2 separate regions of the Homo sapiens genome follow, and region 1 is linked to region 2. A link is an interaction called in ENCODE POLR2A ChIA-PET data of the cell type or tissue named here. Cell type or tissue: OCI-LY7. All regions are shown on one strand. Links, peaks and the distances in the headings refer to the core of each region. The heading gives the core; the rest is flanking DNA. Region 1 overlaps PRR14L (proline rich 14 like). Region 2 overlaps PISD (phosphatidylserine decarboxylase).

Region 1 (2,909 bases), core at 147-2,646, 96 kb after region 2:
TTTTTTTTTTTTTTTTTTTTTTGAGACGGAGTCTCGCTCTGTCACTCAGGCTGGAGTGCAGTGGTGCCATCTTGGCTCACTGCAACCTCCGCCTTTGGGGTTCAAGCGATTCTCCCGCCTCAGCCTCCCAAGTAGTTTGGATTACGGCCATGCATCACTGCGCCCAGCTGATTTCTGTATTTTTAGTAGAGACAGGCTTTCACCATGTTGCCCAGGCTGGTCTCGAACTCCTGATCTCAGGTGATCCACCCGCCTCGGCCCCCCGAAGCGCTAGGATTACAGGCCTAGAAGTCTATCTTTTAAGGCAGGTTTCCTTAAAGTGTTCGGTGAACAGGTCGAGGCACCAATAGTTTTGTTAAATGTTGCCAAACTGCTCCTCAGAAAGGTTGTATCAGTTTGCATTCCCACCAGCAATGTATTAGAATGTCTGTTTCCTCATAGCCTTGCTTGAACCAGATACGTTGTCATACATTTTCATTTTCACCCATCTGATAGTCAAAAAGCGACACCCTTAAATCAAAGGGAAAAAAGTGGTATCTCTGGTTAACTTTGCATTTCTCTAATTACACGAGGCTGACCATCTCTTATGTTTAACCACCACCACCACACACACACACACACATACACCACACAAACACACACACACACAGTTCATTATCAAGTCTTCCCATTTTTTTCTTTTTCTTTTTTTGAAAGGGAGTCTCACTCTGTCGCCAGGCTGGAGTGCAGTGGCACAATCTCGGCTCACTACAACCTCTGCCTCCCAGTTTCAAGCAATTCTCCTGCCTCATCCTCCCGAATAGCTGGGACTAAAGGCATGCACCACCATACCCAGCTGATTTCTGCATTTTTAGTAAAGATGGGGTTTCACCATGTTGGCCAGGATGGTCTCAATCTCTTGACCTCATCATCCTCCCGCCTCAGCCTCCCAAAGTGCTGAGATTACAGGTGTGAGCCACCACACCTAGCCCAAGTCTTATCATTTTTCTATTGGGTTTGGTTCTTCATTCCTCAATTCAAGAGTTCTTCATGTATTACAGATATAGACCCTTTATCTCTGATATACATTGCAAATATGTTCTCTCAATTTGTCAGCTGTCTTTTGACTGTGGGATATTTTGTCAATATAGCAAGAGCTCTTATAAATTGAGATCAGGGGATGCCTGGGGTTTGCAAATCTGAAATGGTATGCAAGTGGTATGTCTGCTTTTCTGAAAGGTCTGCAGTGTTCAGATTTCCAAAGGGTCCTGTGACCTGAGAGTGATTAGGAGCTGTTGCTGCTGCCCCACATCTTCCACTGGCCTAACTGTGCCCCACAGGACCACTTCTGCTGAATGACCTCTAAATTGCTGAAGGCTTCTCTCACGTCTCTTGACTGTTCTCTTTCACAAGTTACACACCCAATGACCTGGCCTCCAGATGCATATTTTCAGGTTGTGTCATTAGTGTGAATACTTATCCATGAATGCATTCCTGGTTTTCTATACCTCTCACACACATGACAACAACAGGAAAGTATAATACTCTAGCTGTGGCCTAACCAGCACACAACAGAGCATGACCACCACTTCTCAGTCCAGATAACACATTTCCCTTAATGATATTAAGAGCAAATTGGCTTTTCCTGGAACAAAGTCAATTCTAATTGACCTGCTAAAACCTGCAGGTCTTCCGTTTCCCCTTTCCCCGTAAGTATTTCTGTTTCTTTTCAATTGTGGAGATCACTTTTTGAAACTGAGTACAAAATGTTAACATTTATATCAATTAAATTTCATTCTGCTTTATACAATTCAAAATGGAATATACACTGGTGGAGCTGGGAGGGAGAAAAGGAATGATTTTAAAAAAGAACAGGGTGGCGGGGCGCGGTGGCTTGCGCCTGTAATCCCAGCACTTTGGGAGGCCGAGGTGGGCGGATCACGAAGTCAGGAGATCGAGACCATCCTGGCTAACACGGTGAAACCCCGTCTCTACTAAAAAAATACAAAAATTTAGCCAGGCGTCATGGCGGGCGCCTGTAGTCCCAGCTACTAGGGAGGCTGAGGCAGGAGAATGGCATGAACCTGGGAGGTGGAGCTTGCAGTGAACTGAGATCGTGCCATTGCACTCCAGCCTGGGTGACAGAGCAAGAATCTGTCTCAAAAAAAAAAAAAAGAACACTGAGATAGTAATCTAGTTCTTAGGTTGATTGTTATGTAAGCATGTGTATGTATATGTATGCATATATAAACACATATATACATGTGTGTGTTCATTATACTTTATGTGTATTACGCATGCTTTTATATCAAACATTACATTAAAAAACTTTTCTCTCCTGAAGTGGCAGGTCCCTAAATTGGAAAAAAAAAAAAAAAGAAACTTTTCTTGTTAGACTCAGCCCACCACATCAAGAAGTAACACAATAGGAACTCTGGGATCCTTAGCCTTTTACCTATTTAACTGTATTTTTAAAAGATAGGGCATTGGCCGGGCGCAGTGGCTCACCCTGTAATCCCAGCACTTTGGGAAGCTGAGGTGGGCGGATCACCTGAGGTCGGGAGTTCGAGACCAGCCTGACCAACATGGTGAAACCCTGTCTCTATTTAAAAAATACCAAAAAATTAGCCGGGCATGGTGGCAGGCACCTGTAGTCCCAGCTACTCAGGAGGCTGAGGCAGGAGAATGGCGTGAACCCGGAAGGCGGAGCTTGCAGTGAGCTGAGATTGTGCCACTGCACTCCAGCCTGGGCAACAGAGCAAGACTCCATCTCAAAAAAAAAAAAAAAAATTAGCCAAGTGTGGTGGTGCATGCCTGTAGTCCCAGCTACTCAGGAGGCTGAGGCAGGAGAATGGCGTGAACCTGGGAGGCGGAGCTTGCAGTGAGCTGAGATTGCGCCACTGCACTCCAGCCTGGGCAATAGAACGAGA
Region 2 (2,909 bases), core at 230-2,729:
GTGATCACACCGCTACACTCCAGCCTGGGCAACAGAGCAAGACTCTCTCAAAAAAGAAAAAGTTGTGTTTTTTGTTTGTTTTTGTTTTTTTTTAAAAGAGGTTACATATTTACCATTAAAAATCTCTCACTGGCCCTAAACTGGCAACAGTCATCTAACCCTGGTCTCACGCCACTCTGAACCGGACCCTCCTCTGTACTTCCTCCTGCACCAGCTCGCGGCAGCCACAGGGCTGTTCTGTTCAGACCTGAGAGACCCATTCAGGCACTCACGCTGGGACGTGCATGTCACTTTACTCCAGTGACTGAGGACCTGAGAACTCCTTCGTCCTCCATTTTCCAGAGCAAAGAAGAAACAGTGAAAGCTACAGAAAAGCATCTCTGCTTTTGTGAAAGCACAATTCTCTTCCCATGCTGACTCAGTCTGGGGAAGAGGTCAACTTTTGGATCCACTCTTCTGAAGAAGCAAGTGTCCCGCTCCCCTCACCCGGCACTGGCTATCTTGAATCAGTGAAGAGGAAAGCTCTTCACTCCCTAATGTCACGTCCTACACATTACAAGCTCTGACTGAAATTTCTCACTCAGAATGTTTGTAACCTAAACATTTAGACTGAGTGGCAAGGAAGGAGGATCCATGTGCTTCCAGAAATAAGGCTCGGCCCCAGACAGACCCAGAGGCCGCCCTGCCTTTGGCGTGGGAGCCGCAGGCTGAGCAAGTGCCTCCCCTCGGGCCAGGCCCTCTGTCCTCCAAACCACTGGGCCAGGAGAGCCTGGCCCTGCTCTGTGGCCACTCAGGCAGATGTATTTTGGCTGTGCCTGCCCTTGGCTGTGGGGCTGCTGCCAGGTGGTGGTAGCCCCAGGATGAAACCAGCCCTCCCCCAAGACCTAGATCCACGGGGCAGAGGCAACACAAAGGAACTCAGGACGCTGTGACCGGGCACAGCTCAGGCCCAAAGATGTGGGGCAGGTCCAGTCACAACAGCAGCCCCACGTCCCTTCTGGAGAGTCTGGACGGCCACCCCTGCTGTCAAGCCCCTGCCCCATGGGAAACTCACCTCCACTTGACCTAACTGCAAGCAAAAGTGTCCACCAAATGCCCTGGGTCTGTGGAGGGGCGAGGAAGGGGGGATGAAGGGGGATGAAGTGGGGAAGTGGGGAGAACAGGGAAGAGGGAGAAACGCTTGTTGGCCAAGAAGACCGGCAGAGAGGAAATGACACAGCTGCCCCAAGAGAGGCAAAACGGGTAGTAAGGACACCCGCAGGCCACTCCTCCCCTCAGAGATCTGCCCCCATCCTTCCCTAGCCTCTGCCACAAAAACCAGTTCTGTCTCTACTACTAGCTAATGGTTTTTTCTTTGTAGAGGCATGGTTTTGCTATGTTGCCCAGGCTGCTCTCAAACTCCTGGGCTCAAGAGATCTTCCTGCCTCAGCCTCTCAGGCAGCTGGGACCAGAGGCACACACCACCACCCCTGGCTGATTTTTCTTTTCTTTTCCATTTTTTTTTTCTTTCTTTTTTTTTTTTTTTGAGATAGAGTTTCGTTCTTATTGCCTAGGCTGGAGTGCAATGGCGCAGTTTCAGCTGAGGTGGGAGGATCACCTGAGCCTGGGAGGTCGAGGCCGTGGTGAGCCCTGCTCACACCACTGCACTCCAGACTGGATGACAGAGTGAGAGCCTGTCTTTTTTTTCCTTTTTTTCCCCCTGAGACAGCGTCTCGCTCTGTCACCAGGCTGGAGTGCAGTGGCATGATCTCAGCTCACTGCAACCTCCGCCTCCCAGGTTCAAGCGATTCTCCTGTCTCAGCCTCTCAGGTAACAGGGACCACAGGCACACACACCACCACCCCTGGCTAATTTTTCTTTTCCTTTTTCTTTTTTTTTTTTTTGAGACAGAGTTTCATTGACCAGGCTGGAGTGCAATGGCGCAGTCTCGGCTCACTGCAACCTCCGCCTGCTGGGTTCAAGTGATTCTCCTGTCTCAGCCTCCAAATTAGCTAGGATTACAGGCGCCCGCCACCACACCCAGCAAATGTTTTTGCATTTTTAGTAGAGACGGGGTTTCACCATGTTGGCCAGGCTGGCTAATTTTTTAATGTATTTTTTTGTAGAGACAGAGTCTTGCCTTGCCAGGCTGGTCATGAACTCCTGGGCTCAAGCAATCTTCCCACCTCAGCCTCCCAAAGTGTTGGGATCACAGGCATGAGCCACCATGCCTAGCTGAAAGTGTATATTTTCAATTAGATGTTTTGTAACCAAAAATTTGAGATATAATCTAAAACAGTATTTGTCAATTTCAGGAAAAGAGGAAACAGGCAATATGACATGATTGCTGAATGATTTTTTTTATGACTTTTGGGGACAAATAGGCAGCATATCTGAAATCACAACCGCCACACAAAGGCAGGACATATGACCACTGCAGCAGTATAAACTATGGATCCATAAACTACAGATCTGTACCTGGTAGCCACCCACCCTCTGTCTGTGCTCACTCACCGCGGCTCTGAGCACAGGCCTCTATGTCAACAGCCAAAGCCACAAGCCACACCTGTGGAACCCAAGTGAACACTCAGGCCAAGAACCAAGAATGTTCCCAGGACATCATGAGTTCCTGAAAAGAAACTCAGAGAAGCGGCTCTTCTACTTCTCAGCAGTCCCTGAGCTCCTGCCTTCAAGAGTGCCCTTGGTACCCTGCAGAAAATCACCTCTGCCCACTGATGGGCCACAGGTTGAATCAGGGACTCAAGGGAATAGCACTCTGGAAGCCAAAAAGCATTATTCAAGCTGCGCACACTCCACGCGACGGGGCTAAATGGAACTAAAAGGAACACTCTGGGTCTTCAACCTGAGCAGCTCAGCAAGCAGCTTTCCAGAACACGATTTCAAGCTACTTTTTTTTTTTTTTTTTGAGA

The links. Peaks named below come from ENCODE experiments on the same cell type or tissue, not always from the same donor. Only the 100,000 strongest peaks of a DNase experiment are listed, where the experiment ranks them.
Region 1: POLR2A ChIA-PET joins it to region 2 with 6 read pairs; 5 of 35 experiments call an interaction of 5 or more read pairs at or near these places.

What each region holds. Positions count from the first base shown.
Region 1 is chr22:31,733,301-31,736,209 of GRCh38, forward strand. All of the region lies in intron 2 of PRR14L (proline rich 14 like), which reads right to left. Among named protein-coding and RNA genes, the nearest start is that of PRR14L, 15 kb to the right of the region's middle. In OCI-LY7, for the core only: no CTCF peak of the experiment used is centred there; no DNase peak of the experiment used is centred there.
Region 2 is chr22:31,637,312-31,640,220 of GRCh38, forward strand. All of the region lies in intron 3 of PISD (phosphatidylserine decarboxylase), which reads right to left. Among named protein-coding and RNA genes, the nearest start is that of MIR7109, 17 kb to the left of the region's middle. RefSeq lists an enhancer at 1,486-1,565. In OCI-LY7, for the core only: no CTCF peak of the experiment used is centred there; DNase peaks (open chromatin) are centred at 240, 1,260 and 2,530; H3K4me3 peaks cover 1,608 bases; H3K27ac peaks cover 2,172 bases.